Regions from separate parts of the Homo sapiens genome. Here region 2 is linked to region 1. A link is a loop called in an ENCODE intact Hi-C map of the cell type or tissue named here. Cell type or tissue: MCF 10A. All regions are shown on one strand. Each heading gives the region's core, and the rest is flanking DNA. Links, peaks and the distances in the headings are about the cores only.

Region 1 (8,327 bases), core at 279-8,278:
GTTGCCCAGACTGGTCTTGAACTCCTGGGCTCAAGCAGTCCTCCTACCTTGGCCTCCCAAATTGCTGGGATTACAGGCCTGAGCCACCACACCTAGCAACATATGTCATTTTTGTCTCTGACATGCTCTTGACCTCTGTGGAGTTTTTCTACTGTTGTACATGCCACCGACAAGGTTTGACAAGGGTGAGAGAGCACTGGCATCTGATGTCCATCCCCACTTACCCGCTTTCAAGCTCCAGAGGGTTCACACTTCCTCTTTCTGTTTTTCAGAGACTTCCTTTCCCTCATATTTTCCCTCTTCCCTGCCCTGTGGATTTTTCTAGAAAGGTATCTACCTTTCTCCTTCCCTAGGACACAAGCCCTGTGGTGCAATGACAGCATATGGCTTACTGATAATGAAAATGGTTTTGAAAGTGGTTCAAAACAGTATCTCCATTACTGTAGGGTTTTAAGAATAAGATAGTCATGTTTTTGTTTTGCCTTTTTTTTTTTCCTTAAGACAGGGTCTTGCTCTGTCGCCCAGGCTGGAATGCAATGGTGCAATCATGGCTCACTGTAGCCTCAACCTCCTGGGCTCAAATAATCCTCCCACCTAGCCTCCTGAGTAGCTGGGACTACAGGCATGTGCCACCATGCCAGGCTAATTTTTCTATTTTTTGTAGAGATGGGGTTTCACCATGTTGCCCAGGCTGGTGTCCAACCCCTGGGCTCAAACAATCCTCCCACATCGGCCTCTTGAATTGCTGGGATTACAGGTGTGAGCCACCACACCTAGCCAAGGTAATCATTTCTAAATGCCCTTTAAAATAATACAAGTTTTCTAAACTAGAGGAGTTTCATCCATTCAGACATACAACACACATTTGATTATCTTTTCCCCCAAGCCTTTCATCCTTTTGTGTTTCTAATCCACCCAGGCACCACTGTCAGAAATTGGGACCCCTTGTTTTATTTGACTTCTGCCCCCACTCTGTCACTGTACATTCTTCCTCTTTAAATGAGAACAATTTTTATCTCTGCATTCTCTCCCATGCCCACTGCTACTGCCTTAGTGGAGTCCCTCAGTCTTTCTGGCTTTTGGAATGATTTTCTGATTGACCCCCGAAGTTGCCACTGCTCATCCTTCTTGCCACTGGTGTGGTTTCCAAACATGTCAGACTGCCGATCCTCTGTAGGTCCCTGTGCCGGTGTGATGTGGCCCCTGCCCATCTCTGAAGACTTGACTCCTTCTCCTTTACATGCAGCCTCTGCCCCAGCCACACCACATGACTTGCAGGGGCCTAGTGTGCTGTGCTGGTCCACAGCTCTGTGCCTTTGTGCATGCTGTTCCTCCTGTTCCAATGTCCCTCATCACCTTCTTATAATTTGACATACAGCACAGAGATCTCCTTCTCCCTGGGGCCTTTCTGATCCCTCCCAGCAAGAATGCTGTGCTTTGGGTTAGCATGGTCTCAGCTTGCCTCCATTAGGATGCTTGTCACATGGAATTGTGTCACAGTGCTAGGCTGTGAGCTCCTCGGAGCCAGCGATAGGCACTAGTAACCTCAGTTTCCCCAGCATTTAGCACAATGCCTGACTCAAGCCAGCCCATTGAATGAATAACGACAAGCACTAGCCCTGGAGCTAGTCAAGACCTTGAAGATCACTGGGTTCCAACTTTCCAGAGAGTCTCAGAGAAGTTAAGTGACTCACTCAACCTCACACAGCTAATTGGTGACAAAACTAGATCTGGGCCAGGCACGGCGGCTCATGCCTGTAATCCCAGCACTTTGGGAGGTCGAGGTGGAAAGATCCCCAGAGGTCAGGAGCTTGAGACCAGCGTGGCCAACATGGTGAAACCCCATCTCTACTAAAACTACAAGAATTAGCCGGGCGTGGTGGCGAGCGCCTGTAGTCCCAGCTACTTGGGAGGCTGAGGCAGGAGAATCACTTGAACCTAGGAGGTGCAGGTTGCAGTGGGCTGAGATAGCACCAGTGCTCTCCAGCCTGGGCAACAGAATGAGGCTCTGTTTCAAAACAAACAGGCCAGGCATGGTGGCTCACGCCTGTAATCCCAGCACTTTGGGAGGCCGAGGCGGGTGGATCACCTGAGGTTGTGAGTTCGTGACCAGCCTGACCAATATGGAGAAACCCCGTCTCTACTAAAAATACAAAAGTAGCCCGGCGTGGTGGCACATGCCTGTAATCCCAGCTATTCGGGAGGCTGAGGCAGGAGAATCACTTGAACCTGGGAGGCGGAGGTTGTGGTGAGCCAAGATTGAGCCATTGCACTCCAGCCTGGGCAACAAGAGCAAAACTCCGTCTTAAAAAACAAAACAAAACAAAACAAACAAACATACAAAAAACCACACACACACACAAACTAGACCTGGTCCTTTGACTCGAAGTGCACAGCTCTTTCTACCACTCTGACCTCTAGACACAAGAGAGGGATGAGGTAGGTAGGGGGAGTGGTGGGGAACCAGGCTGTGGGCAGGGGATGATGAGAAGACACCAGAGGCAGAAACTTAACTCAGAGCTGATTGAACTTTTTCTCAAGCTGGAAAATGGGTCAACTCCACAAAGGATTCTTTTTGTCAAACCCTGTTCCTCTCACCTATGCCATTGGGATGATGCAGTCTATGTCAACAGCAGCTGACACCTGAAGTTACAATAACAATGGCGTGGAATCAATTTCAATAAAAGCCTTGCTTCTTTTTACTGCTGATTTGTTTGAAGCCCAGACAATTCATCTAGCCTGATTACACGAGGGTTCTCACAGAGATTTTATTGCTTCATTTCCTTTTCTTTTCTTTCCTTTTCTTTTCTTTCTTTTTCTTTCTCTCTCTCTCTCTTTTTTTTTTTTTTTGACAGAGTCCCACTCTGTCACCCAGACTGGAGTGCAGTGGAGCGATCTAGGCTGACTGCAACCTCCACCTCCCAGGTTCAAGCAATTCTCCTGCCTCAGCCTCCCGAGCAGCCAGGACTACAGGCACGTGCCACCATGCCCAGCTAATTTTTGTATTTTTAGTAGAGACGGGGTTTCGCTATGTTGGCCAGGCTGGTCTTGAACTCCTGACCTCAGGGGATCTCCCACCTTGGCCTCCCAAAGTGTTGGGATTACAGGCGTGAGCCACCACACCCAGCCACTTTGTTTCTTTAAAAACAAAATTTGTATGTTGTGACTTTAAAAGTAGCTGTGCTAAATAAATCCTCATCTCATTCCCTCCTGGAGACTCAGTGTGGGGTGGCAGAAAGAGCACTGGGGTCACACGGACCCAGGGCTGAATCTTGGCTCTGAGGCTGGCTAATGGCACAACCGAGGGCAAGTCATTTAACTGCGCTGAGCCTGAGCTTTGCGTTTTTAAGAATGGAGGTCGTGATACTCTTCCCGGTGGTTGTTCTGGAAATGAAGATGGGCCCTAGAGAAGTAGCCAGCAGAGCGGGGAAAGCCTGGTTCTGGAGCCAGAATACCTGGGCACCTGGGTTTGAATTCCACTCCTTGCCAGATGAGTGACCTCAGACAGGTTACAAACCCTCTCTGTGTCGTAGCTTCCTTCACTAGTGTGTGGGGTACTTGGACAATGCCTGGCACATAGTCAACATCACCTTAGTGTAAGCTGGAGAAAACATGCAACATGGTGCCAGGCACTAAACACACACGAGTTCCTTTCTTCTTCCCCTCCCAGAGGAGCCCAATTCTGTGCGTCCCTCTGGTGGATACACAGGACCTTAGCCTAGGCTCTTCAGCCTAACCCTGTAGCAATTTATGATACTTCTGAAGAAATCAAGTCCTCCCTTTTCTCTGTACATCCAATGATGAGTAAACTCTCACTTGTCACTGTAGTCACCACGTTTTCACTCTCTCTGGCCCCTTAAATGGAGCCACAGTCCTAGCAGGCCTGTGCTTATACCTCCAGCCCTCATGCTTATATCCCAGGAAGCATGAGTGAAAGCCTAGCCCAGGGACAGGGCAGCGTGATCTCCTGCCCGGCTTGACTCACGGTGATTTGTTCAGCTCTGTGGCCTGGGCCCTGGCTCCCGAAGCCTCCCTGGGGCCTGTTTGGACCTGTTCTTTCTCAGGTTCATTAGTCCCAGCTCACTAGCTAGACTCTCAACTCTGCATGCCAGCCCCAGTCACTTTCCCCATTCTGACACGCCCGTTTGCTCTCAGAGGCCCCAGCCCCCAGCCCTGGAACTGGTAGAGGGAGGCAGCCTGGGCCAGAGGCCAGGGGCCAGACTCTGAATCTAGAAAAGGAGCCAGAGTCTTGTGATGCTGAAAACCAAGACAGCGAAAATCTGTGGGTCCTGCTTCTGTGTCTTATAGAAACCCTTCTGGCTGTAGCAGTTCCAGGCCCAGGATCTGGATCTCAGAAATAAAAGAGACATTAGAACTCATCTGGGCTGGCTCTTCCCTTATCTGAAGCAAGAGGCCACACTGTAGCATCCCAGGCAGGGTGTCCTCCAGGCCCTGAGTGAAGTGCCCTGTAATGGAGAACTCACTGCCTTTCCACCCCGCCCACACCATGGCTATACCCGTGTCTAGAAATTCGGCTTCTGGAACTCTGACCCAGTGCTAGCTGAGGCAGGAGGATTGCTTGAGCTCAGGAGTTTGAGATCAGCATGGGCAACCTAGTGAAATCCTGTCTCTTTTTTTTTTTTTTTCTTTTTTTGTGAGACAGGGTCTCATTCTGTCGCCCGGGCTAGGGTGCAGTGGCCCGCTCACTACTCACTGCAACCTCCCCTTCCTGGGCTCAAGTGGTCCTATCGCCTCAGCCTCTGGAGTAGCTGGGACCACAGGCATGCACCACCATGCCCAGCTAATTTTTGTATTATTTAGTAGAGATGGGGTTTCGTCATGTTGCCCAGGCTGATCTTGAACTCCTGGGCTCAAGTGATCTGCCTGCCTTGGCCTCCCAAAGTGCTGGAATTACAGGCGTGAGCCTCCGTGCCTGGCCAGGAACTGGATTTTTTTATTTAAAAATTTGTAATTGAGTAACATGTAAATTTAAATTGCCACATGTGTAAAGTACTATCTTGAGTAGAAAAAAAGCCAGCACAGTGGCTCATGCCCGTAATCCCTGCACTTTGTGAGGCTGAGGCAGGAGGATCACCTCAGCTCAGGAGTTTGAGACCAGGCAGGGCAACATAGTGAGACCCTACATCCACCAAAAGAATAGGAGAAATTAGCCAGGTGTGGTGGTATGTGCCTGTAGTCCCAGCTACTCAGGAGGCTGAGGTGGGAGAATCACTTAAGCTGGGGAAGTCGAGGCTTCAGTGAGCCGTGATCTCGCCACTGCACTCCAGCCTGGACAACAGAGTAAGACTCTCAAAATAAATAAATAAATAAAAATAAAGAATAAATTACCAAATGTGGCTAGTGGCTGCCGTATTAGACAGCACAGGTCTGGAAGGCGGGGGAGGCTCAAATGGACACGCCCTGTTGGCTCTGCTGACTTCATCCCAAGAGGAAGAGGGAGGCTGGGGGAGGACCAGAGTGGGGCTCCCAGGGCCTAAGGAAGATACTAGAGAGGGAAATGAGCCTGTCTCAGAAGGACACTGCCATATAAGGCTTTGTTCCTGGTGGGAGGAGCCCTCCAGATGTCTGAGGAGAGGGAAGCTGAGGGCCGGGGGCAGGGGGAGGGGGAATGATTTAAGGGCACCCCCAAAGAAGTCCTCCTGAGATTTCTTTTGAGACGGCGTCTCACTCTGTTGCCCAGGCTGGAGTGCAATGGCACGACCTCCTGAGATTTTTACAGGGACCCGTTTCACATAAGAGGTCTGCTTTGGTAGTTCAGGCCTGCAAGGACTGTGGGTCTTGGCAGAGAGAGGAGGCACTGTTATTTTTTCTTCTGAGGCCATGTGAACGGGGCAGGCCGTGTGCATAGTTTCCATGGCATAATCTGACTATAAAGCCCTGTGTGTCTGTGGGGGAGGGACAAGGAGAGGCCCTCGGCCCAGCCTCAGTCAGAGCTGGGCATGGGCCCAGGAGGCACATTCCCTCCCAATTCCTGCAAGGTCCCGAGCCGTGGGCAGGGCAGGGCTGGCCGGAGCTCTGGAAGCTCATTTGGTTGCTGACTGGGGTGAGGGTGTTAGCTCTTCCAGATGCCAGGACATGAGACAAAGGAAAGGTAATCTCCCAAGAACTGGGCCAGGCTGAGGCTCAGGCAGAACACAGGATGTGAATTCACTGGGAGGCACAGCAAAGGCAGGCGAAGGAAGGCCTCCTTGTCTGCACCTGGCTACTGCCTCCTACCTGCAAAACAGAAGCTACTGCCAGGCTGGCCGGGGCCCAGCCCTGAGGAGGAAACTGAACAGGATCATTCGCCTAGAGTGATTGTCAGCGGGTTCACCAGACACCTTTCTCTGCTGGAGAAAGGATGCCTCTAAAGAAAAGAGGCCACTCTGTTAGCCTCTCCAAAACTGCGGCTTCCTGGACAGAAGTCAGGGATGCAGAGCACAGGCTAGTATTTATTAGGCAGCTACTAGGTACCAGGCTCTGTGCTAAACATTTTGCTTTTCTAATTTATTTGGAACAATATAGATTAATAATCATTATGACAGCTAATATTTCTTGAGTGTCTACCAGGGATCTGACATCAATTCCTTTAATCCTCCCAAACCTCCCTATCTATGGGTTGAGGGAAACTATGCCTTATCTGCAATTTTGCTATAAATCACCCAGCCAGCGAATGCCCCAGTGGGGATTTGAACTACACACCATCTCCTCATAACCACTGATTTTCCTGACAAATCCTGGCTGTAGATTCTGTGACGCCCTATGCCAGGGTCTTTGAAAAAGTTCCTACCGCTCCGAATTACCCATTTTGTCCCAAAGCCCCCACCTCGGCCTGCTTCCCGTTTCTGCCCTGGCTCCTTGGGGCCTCTAAGACTGGAGTCTCAAAGCGGCTCTGTCCCTAGAGGGTGGTTGTCCCTTCGCCCGCTCTGGGTTTGTTATGACGTACTGGTCGGCAGCCCCAGGCCGCAGAGGTTGCCCAAGACAATCATGCTTTTCTGAGAGGCAGGCTGTGCTGCGAGTCTCAGGCCGCAGCCGCACACACAATGCCCTCTGTCTCCGCTGGGGCAGAAAGGCGCATTATTGCGGGTCAGGTGACTCTGGCTCCACTGGCCGTGATGTTTGTGCTCCACATCTCCCACGAGGCACCTCCCCACGATGGCAAGCATGGCCAGGGGCTGGGCAGGGAGGGGGCACAGGGGCACTCAGGGCCTGGGTGTCCCTTCCCCTGGAGGTCCCTGCCTCACTTCCCCTATCAGACCTGTCCCTCACCCTCCATCCCCACCTGTAGGTCCTTCCCCTGGGTCCCAGGTCTCCCTCTCCTAAGCCTTTTGAGTGCTAGAATTTATTTATTTACTTGTGACAAGGTCTCACTCTATCGCCCAGGCTGGAGGGCAGTGGCATGATCTCAGCTCACTGCAACCTCTGTCTCCTGGGTTCAAGCGATTCTCGTGCTCAGCCTCCCCAGTAGCTGGGACTACAGGCATGTGCCACCACGCTCAGCTAATTTTTGTATTTTTAGTAGAGACAGGGTTTCACCATGTTGGCCACGCTGGTCTCAAAGTCCTGACCTCAAGTGATCCGCCTGCTTTGGCCTCCCAAAGTGCTGGGATTACAGGTGTGAACCACTGCGCCCGGCCTAGAATTTAAATTCCTCTGGGAAAGCACACAGCACCGTGCCTGGCACAGTATGCCCTCCACAACATGGCTTTCTCTTCTGTTTTCCTCTTCCAGTTTCTCATGTTTGGACTTTGTGCAGGTTGGAGATAATTTTGTCATCAGGAATTTTGACAGAGACCCTGAAAACAGCTGTGTTCTTAATAACAATAACAGCCACAGTTTACTAAGCCCTTAGCATGTGGCTGGCAGTGGGCCAAACCCATGGAATCCTCACAACAGGCCTGGGAAGGCGATGCTCTTCCCAGTCCCACTTTAAGAAACAGAGGCTCCTAGCACTTGAGTGACTTGCCCAGGGCGGTGACGCTGGGTGGTGGAGCTGGATTCAGACTCAGTTCCATGCTCCTGACCGGTGTGCTATCGTGCCTGTGTTACTTTCTCAGGGACGTTCTAACAAGCCACCAACATTGGGTGGCTTAGAACATTTACTGTCCCATAGTATGGGAGGCTTGAAGTCTGAGATCAAGGTGTTGGCAGGGTTAGTTCCTTCTGAGGGCTGTGAAGGAGAATCTGACCCAGGCTGCGGGTACACATTCACATGTTTTATTTCACATAGCCACACACATACATGTTTACACACAGTTGTACACATGTGCTTACACAACCACACATACATGCTCTGACCCAGCTTTGGGCGCTTGCTGGCCATCTTT
Region 2 (8,327 bases), core at 76-8,075, 120 kb after region 1:
AAAGAAGAAGGATCCAAAGTCCATCTCCAAACAGACCAGGCAGGCATGGGAACCAGCATGGAGCAGAGAAGCAGGCCCAGATCAGAGCCTGGCCTGGCCACTGCCCCTCACTGTGCCCACAGCTTGCCCAGCACCTGGGCCGGCCTCCAGAAGTCCTGGCGGCTGAGCTCCTCTAGCACAGCGAGTGCATCCCCCACTGCTGCAGCAAAGGCTGGCAGGGGTGGGTGTGGCTCACCTTCGGGGTCGAGGAGCGGGATGATGCCCAGCTGGCGCTCAGCCACATTGAATGCGTGCTCCAGGTTGTGCCGGGCATTGGAGTCCTTCAGCTTATCAAAGTCGATCAGGTCGGGCCTGGGGACAAAACTGGACTGTGAAAAGGGAGTAGCCACAGCATCCCCACCAGGAGGGCAGCCCTAGCATGAAGCAGACATTGTACAGAGGCAGGGAGGTGGTCAGGCAGGAGGAGTGAAAGGAGGAGATGGGAGCAGAGGAGAGGGGGCAGGTGTGAGCCTTGGCATATGAGGGAAGTGGGCGGCAGGCATGCTGGGATTTAAGGAAAGTGAAGGTGCTATGGGCTGCTGAAGGGGAGAGGAGAAGGAACAGCAGAGGTCACATTTCTGTGACTCCATGTTAAGTGCAATGTGTCCAAATATTCCCAGGGAGGCTGTCTCAGTCAGTCCCCACGGCTGTCCCCTCCCTCTTACCGGTGCTTGTGTATCAGGGCATTAAAGGCCAAGCCATCCTTCCAGCTGGAGGTAAAGTTGGTGACATTAACATGAGGGTAGCTGCATCCAAGAGAAACAGTAAGAGCTAAGAATTAGATTTTTTGTAGTCCCAAACAAGTGTACAAATTGAGGGCCAATATACCAGGAGAGAAATGGAACTGTCCTTTCTTGAGCCAGGTCACCAAGAGGGGGCAGCAGCTAACCACACACAGAGGCTCCCCCATCAGATGTGAACACCACACAGACCCCCCAGTCTGCCTGCAGGCAACTTTGGAAAAGAATCCTGTATTCCAGGCCTCAAAGAATCAGGTCAGGACAGACTTTGCATCAATTACAGGGAGGCAGCTGTAGTTCTGGGTGATGATGTCTAATGTCCCTCTGGAGATGGCAGTGCTTGTGCGGAGCAAGGGGCTGGTGGTGGATGTGCTAACAGCTGGTTCCCAGGGCATACCCTGCCGTCTTCATCTGACACCACAACAGCAACGCATCCTTGGCTGAGCGTGTTTCACGACCTTCCTGAGTTTGGACCACAATGTCCTGAATCTGAGGGTAGCAGAACAAGAGAGATTTGAAGAGGATGTGCATCTGGATCTGTGCTTTCCTGCCGTCCCTGGGAGGCTCCCTCCCTCATCCCCCCTTCACTTAACACTAATTCATCCTTTAAGAGCCAGTATAAATGGCGCTTGGGTTGGGTCTCCCTTCATGTGCCCTGCTCCCTGCATTTACATTTCCTTCTCTCTCCTAGATGCTCCCTGAGCCCAGGGAAATCTGTCTTGGTCACTTGTCTGTCTCCAGGGCCTGGAGCCTGGTGCACCATCAGTACTCCATAGCTGTATTGTGGCTGTCTGTACAAACATTGATTCTGTTCCTATTATGTGGCAGCGCTGTGCTAGGCCTGAGGACACACAGAGGTAAAACAAATTTCTTGCCCTCAAGGAGTAGCCGCCAGCCCCGCAGCAACACCACATCCTGAGGCCCTGTGCCCCAGCAGCCTGCTTCCCTGCCTCAGTCAGCCAAAATGGCACAGGGATGAGACAGCTGTAATTGGATAACTCTAATAGAATGCAGAGAATCAGTGACAAGATGCCCTGATTCCTCCTCTGGAGGTGCAATGCCCCTTGAGGCTGTGGAACAACATGAATGCTGATGAGTACTATACTTTCATTAGCAGCTCCTCTTGCCTTTCCATTCTCCCCAACTCTGCTGCTATTGTTGTTCAATGTTATGCACCCATGGAGAGTGAGATCGGACATGCGGGGCCACTTGGTTGAGGTCTTTAGTCCGCGAGTTGTATGCTCTCTTCTTTCTCCTGCCCTCACCTCCTTGGGCAAGGTTCTTTCTGTCCCCAAACCAGCAGGTGCAAGACCCTGTTTTCCTCCCCTTCCCCTTTCTAAATTTCCTTACAAATAATCTGGACTTTGAATTTCAGGGTGAGAAGAGAAAAGTTTCTGATTGGAAAATATACACACAGATCTTCTACACAATTTTTGCAATTTTCTGTATCTATTTCAAAAACCAAGAAGTTACATGTATAGGGGGAGGAGGCTAAAAAGCTAATCTTCCAGCCAGATATCAACCCAGCTACCAATTAATTTCTATCTTCTCCCTGAAAAGACCATACTACTGAGTGAGCAGCTCCCCCTGAGCTTCAGTGACTTGGGGTGATACAGAAGATGGTTACTCCTTCCTACAAGCACTGTCCCATGTGGCAGATTTACAGCCTTCCCAGAATGTGCACTAACACCCACACTCTGTTCAGCATTTTATAAGATTCTAAGGCCCTGGGCAGCCTTGAGGGCTCCCTCGACTTCCTCTACCCCCCAGGAACCCACCTGGAAGCGGAGGATGATGGTCCAGATGAGGCCCAGGACCAGGCGGTGGTTGCCATCTACAATGTCGTGGGAGCCCATGTTCTCCAGGTGTACACGCTGCTCCTTGAGGAACTGGAGAGCCTTGTCCACATTCTCCAGGCAGTGGATGCGCATCTTCCCCTTGGTGGGCTTTGGCTGGGGGACAGCAGTGGCCCCCGTGGGCATGGAGGGACTGCACAGTCATCCCAGAGGCTGCAGCGTGGACCAGCTCCTGTCATAAGCACCCACCCTCCACCCTCTTGGCCAAACACCAAGTCCCATGGTCATTCATTGACACTATTCAATGCTTTCCTTTTAGCAAAGCTCAGAGGTTCCCTCCAACAAGCACCCAGAGATCGGTAACCAGGCTGCATCGGTGCCCTTCTGGGGCTGAACAAAGCCCTCTGAGTGGGCAATAAACGGCATTTGCTTACGGTAACATAACATATGGTTAATTGATCCCTTACCATGTGCCAGGCACAGTTCTAAGAACTGTTTACTGCCAGCCAGTGTTAAGAGTAATTTTTAGCTTGGTGATTGATAATGGGTTCATCCCTGCCAATCAACCTTCTCCTCTCCCCCAGTGATAACTGCATCATCTGATGGGTTCCCCATGGGTAACTCTCTCTAGTGGAATTTCAATGCAGGGTGAGAGGCAGAACTTCAGCATGGAGTTGAAAAGGCAATATTTCATTCAAGCCTTTTCATTCAAACTCTGAGGATCTCAGAATAACTTCATCAGGTACAGGTATCATTGCCCTCATTTTACACATGGGGGAAATGGAGGAAAAGAGGGTCCTGCCTGATAGGCCCAAGGACACAAAGCTTACTCTGGGCTGAGCAAAACATAAACCTTCATCTACTTCTTCTTTGGGGTCAACAGTATTGCCGGTGGGTTACAACTGAGACAGCCTCTAATAAATTTCCACTTGCAAGGGTGGTAAAACACACAGTAAAATGGCTTCCACACTTTCCTCTTGGTTCCAAGAGGGATGCATCTTAGCCCGATGGGGAGATGAGGGCCAGGCCATCACAGGCCAGCTACAGATGCCCAGAGCCCAAAGTCAGGAGCTCTGCATGGCTTCTGGGAGAAGCATGAAGGGGTGGGAGTGGTCAGAGGAGGCAAGAAGTTCTGGGAGGAATTCAGAGAGACCAGTCAGCCACACGGATGCTTCCCATTCTAAGTATTAGAGCCTCCCAAAGGAGCAGAGAGAAAACTGGGAAGGCCAGGAGAACTTGAGATGCCCCCAAACCATGCCTTTGCTGAAGAGGGGCCGATGGCAGCAGCCCCGGGGCCCACAGAAGGGACTTTACCAGCATCTCTCCAGAGAGCACCTCCAGCAGCTTGATGAGCATGCGCCCATCCCGCAGGTCCTTGTAGAGATCGGTGATGCGGCAGGACACTCGAGCCAGGTGCGAGTTCACCCATTTCGTGAAGGTCTTTTTCTGAACAACTTCCCGCTCATCTAGGTGGAGAGAAGAACCTTGGTGAGGTGCCTGAGGTTGGCAGGGTCAGTGTGACATGGGGCCAAGGGGTTTTACCTTAAGCCCAGGGTACCCCCATGCTTGGCAGAGGAAGTCGATGTATTCATTCCACTCCCTTCCTTGGAGCATTTGCCATCAAGGTGTAGCAATACCGGTCCACATGCCACCAGAACAGAGGCAATAAGGAGATCACTCGCACTGCCACCATATTCTATGCACAGTATCAGGACACCTCTAATTCAGCATCTGTTTCCCTGTATCAGTCAGACTACTCTGTACTGTTGTGCCATTGAATTCAGATTTCAGTGCCAGGCTTACCCATCAACCCATCAAATATTCGCTCTGCCTAGAATGCTGTCTCTCAACCCCTCCACTCTACCCCACCTCCTTCACTTAACACTAATTCATCCTTTAAGAGCCAGTATAAATGGCGCTTGGGTTGGGTCTCCCTTCATGTGCCCTGCTCCCTGCATTTACGTTTCCTTCTCTCTCCTAGATGCTCCCTGAGCCCAGGGAAATCTGTCTTGGTCACTTCTCTGTCTCCAGGGCCTGGAGCCTGGTGCACCATCAGTACTCCATAGCTGTATTGTGGCTGTCTGTACAAACATTGATTCTGTTCCTATTATGTGGCAGCGCTGTGCTAGGCCTGAGGACACACAGAGGTAAAACAAATTTCCTGCCCTCAAGGAGTTCCTGATAGGGGGAGGAAAATGATGAGCAAGGGAACAGGATATGTAGAATGTATGACTCATGTGGGGGTAAGGATAATGAAGGTTTGGGCTGAGGGCTGTCTGCGGCTTTACGCTATCTTTCTCAGCCCTGGGAAGGTGACATGACACCCCTATCCTAAATCAGCATCAGCCCAGTCCAAGCCCCTGGCCCATGCTGTACCAGTTCAGGTGGGGTACTTCTTACTGCCTCTGTACAAATAATGCTGGTGGTCTGTCCAAGTTAGGCACCAGCATTACCTGGGGAAGCTCAGACAAGATGCTGGAGAGAGGACAGAAGACTGGGATGGCACAAAAAAAAGAGAGAGAAAAGGATAGAGGAGGGGAGAAGGAGAAAAAAAGAAAAGTAGCAGAAAAGAAGAAAAACAAATAAGATAGAATTGAAGGTGAGAAGAGAGGAGTGAGCCCTCTCTGGATTTATGAACAGTTTGGTGGCAATTAGCTTCTGGGCACTTAGGTTTGAAGATTCAGGGAAGGAGGTGACTTGGCAGTGAGGCTGGGCCTGAGGGTTGTGGAGGATCCCTGGGGAGGGTACATGGCAGTGGAGGGGGAGATCACAGCCAGGACATACCTGGAGTGGCCTAGCCAGGAGCGGGGTCTGCCCGGTCGGAGCAGGCTGTGTGCTCGACTGAGCCTCAACCGTGAAAGGGCTGGCTTTTTAAATTATTAAATATCTTGATTCAACAATAACAAAAAGAGGAGCTTAGCCAGTTCTGCCTCAAGGGTAGAATCCTGGCAGTTCCTGAGGCTTGCTGCATCAGATGCCTTCCGGCTTCATGGCTATTTTGGTATTAGGAACTCAGACCCTTGATTCTTCTGTGCACTCATTGAGCAAATATTTACCGTACAACCGTCAGGTGCCAGGCCCTGGGTGGTGGTGGGGAACTCAAGGACAAGACTGATGGTCCCTATCCTTGAGGCAGACAGACTCTATTATAAATATGACGAGGGCTTGAGTCATACATGAAGAATGAAGAATTCTACAGCAGCCATCTAAATAAGACTTCCAAGAAGAGGAAAAGTACTACTACTGACTGTGAATCCTAAATACATGTAAAATTTAAACGGCATTCATTTATTCTGGGCCTCTGTGCAAAGTTTCAGCGAGAAAACTCCCCTTACCCTTTTGTCAACAGCAAATTAAACCACTTTCCTGATTTCAAATGCTGCTTCAGCGAAATGTAACTAAAGGGAGTTTGATGCCATACTGGACGGAAAGCAATTGCACTTATTTTGGGGCATTTTTAGATTCAACAGAGCCAGCCACAGTCCCACAGTTTTTTCCCTAGAAACCAGATCTATTCTTTAAGTAGCTAACCCTTCAGGTCAGGTGTGGAGCCTCTGACTAAGGGGGGTGAAAGTTTTAGCCCCTTTAGAGGTAGGTGTCCCCCAAAGTGAAAGTATTTCTTCCTCCTTTTCCTGTCTTTAAGAATGCAAACATTTCATTACGTGGGTGCTGAGAACTATTTATCTGTGCTTGGCAAAGGGTAAGGGAGTGATTCTAGCTGGGAACATGGATTAATTCTAGGCCACTGGGCTGGTGCATTTATTGGTGCAGAAATATCAGAAAGCACCCTTAGATCTCCCCAGTTTTTACCACATGAATGATGCCCCCTGGACCCTCAAACGTGGGAGCCACAGGTTTTGAGCACAGGCAGGTGGCCTCCTAGCTGCCTTTTATTTGAAGGCTGGAGTGAAATCACCCAGAATCCCCAGAGCCCCAAAACGCTTTGCAATGTTGAGACACAGAAAGATTTCGAGAGGCTAATGATGATTGGAAGGGGAGAAAAGGCCCCAAGGTGAGAGGCATTTCCATGAGCTGGCTGGCTCCAGCCGCCTGGCATTGGCATGCTCAGCACATTCACTCCCGCACAGCCCAGATGCTCATCCCAAGCCTTCCAAGGGCAGGAGAGGCGGTGGCCTGGAGCCAGCTAGGCTGGGAACCCTGGTAGTGTGGACAGGAAGAGAGGTGGCTGTACACTGGGCCTGCTGTCCCCAGGGGACCCAGGCCATCCTACTGGGACCCACCATGGGAAGGAGGCCTCAGCACAGCCCTGCCAGGAGCCAGGCCTTATTTCCAGAGCCCTAACCCTGCCAGTGCAGGAAGGGGGTGAGTCCACCAGCATGGACTGGCTGACAGCCTCTGCTGCCATCAAACCCCGGCATCTCATTCCTCTCTGTTCCTCTTTTCTTTTCAACGGAGTCTCGCTCTGTTGCCAGGCTGGAGTGCAGCGGCGCAATCTTGGCTCACTGCAACCTCCGCCTTCTGGGTTCAAGCAATTCTCTTGCCTCAGCCTCCTGAGTAGCTGGGACTACAGGTGTGTGCCACCACGCCTGGATATTTTTTGTATTTTTTAGTACAGACGGGGTTTCACCATGTTGGTCAGGATGGTCTTGATCTCTTGACCTCATGATCCACCTGTCTTGACCTCTCAAAGTGCTGGGATTATAGGCATGAGCCACCGTGCATGGCCCTCTCTGTTCCTTTCTTTCCCTTTCCTTCCCGGGTTGTGGCCATCCTCATTCCCTGCTATGTGTTAGGTCTTTGCCTAGAAAACTCATCTTCCTCCCTGATCAGCTCTGACCCAGAATTATTGTCTGAATATTGGGACTGGGTGACCTGAAACCCTTCAAAGGTTTAGTTTCAGGTCAAATACACCCATGACACTAAAACCCTCAAATATATCCAGTAATAAGTGAGTTTGTACATGGAACGGGCTGGCACAGAGAAAGCTTGCCATCATGTGAACTCTCATTGTTATCGTCATTACTACTGCTGCTATTACTAGTGGGCCCTGTCCTAGGTGCTGCAGGGGCGTTGGGCAGCTCACTCTCCCCAAGGCCTTAAGATACAGTTAAGGAAACAATACTCAAACCCACCAATTAACTTTTGCAAGCACATAATAAATAAGTGGCAGTTCACTTTAATAACACAAAAGCCATCACAGGGTAATACTGAATTCCATATCAGGTACATGACACATATGGTCAATGCTCGAGGGTTCCAGGAAGAGAGAGGTCATTTCCAATTGGAGTGGTTGAGGGGGCACCTGGTGAAGAAAGCCGCTTTGGATTGTGAAGGGGAGGGGAGCCAGGGAGACAGAATGAGTCCAAGCAGACAGGCATAAAAGGCCAAAGCTAGGCCGGGCATGGTGGCTCACGCCTGTAATCCCAGCACTTTGGGAAGCTGAGGCAGGTGGATTACCTGAGCTCAGAAGTTTGAGACCAGCTTGGCCAACATGGTGAAACCTCATCTCTATTAAAAATACAAAAAATTAGCCAGGCATGGTGGCAAGAACCTGTAATCCCAGCTATTCAGGAGGCTGAGGCAGGAGAATTGTTTGAACTCAGGAGGCAGAGGTTGCAGTGAGCCGAGATCCCACCATTGTACTCCAGCCTGGGCAACAACAGCGAAACTTTGTATCAAAAAAAAAAAAAAAAAAAAAGGCCAAAGCTTATTCAGGGGCTAGGGAATAGCTACAGGTTAGAGAAAAGCAGGTTTTTGGTTTATTTATTTGTTTATTTTGAGATGGAGTCTC

The links. Peaks named below come from ENCODE experiments on the same cell type or tissue, not always from the same donor. Only the 100,000 strongest peaks of a DNase experiment are listed, where the experiment ranks them.
Region 2: it touches region 1 in a loop (31-fold over the local background); 3 of 110 quality-filtered maps call a loop at or near these places.

The regions. Positions count from the first base shown.
Region 1 is chr14:64,676,406-64,684,732 of GRCh38, forward strand. No RefSeq gene overlaps it. Among named protein-coding and RNA genes, the nearest start is that of PLEKHG3, 24 kb to the right of the region's middle. RefSeq lists an enhancer at 3,559-4,103. In MCF 10A, for the core only: no CTCF peak of the experiment used is centred there; DNase peaks (open chromatin) are centred at 4,056, 5,496 and 5,936.
Region 2 is chr14:64,801,050-64,809,376 of GRCh38, forward strand. It overlaps SPTB (spectrin beta, erythrocytic), which reads right to left. Exons shown (of 36, transcript NM_001355436.2): 3 at 3,890-4,041; 4 at 2,558-2,731; 5 at 1,177-1,268; 6 at 705-785; 7 at 236-351. Among named protein-coding and RNA genes, the nearest start is that of MIR7855, 20 kb to the left of the region's middle. In MCF 10A, for the core only: a CTCF peak has its summit at 925 (motif pointing right); DNase peaks (open chromatin) are centred at 4,792 and 5,632.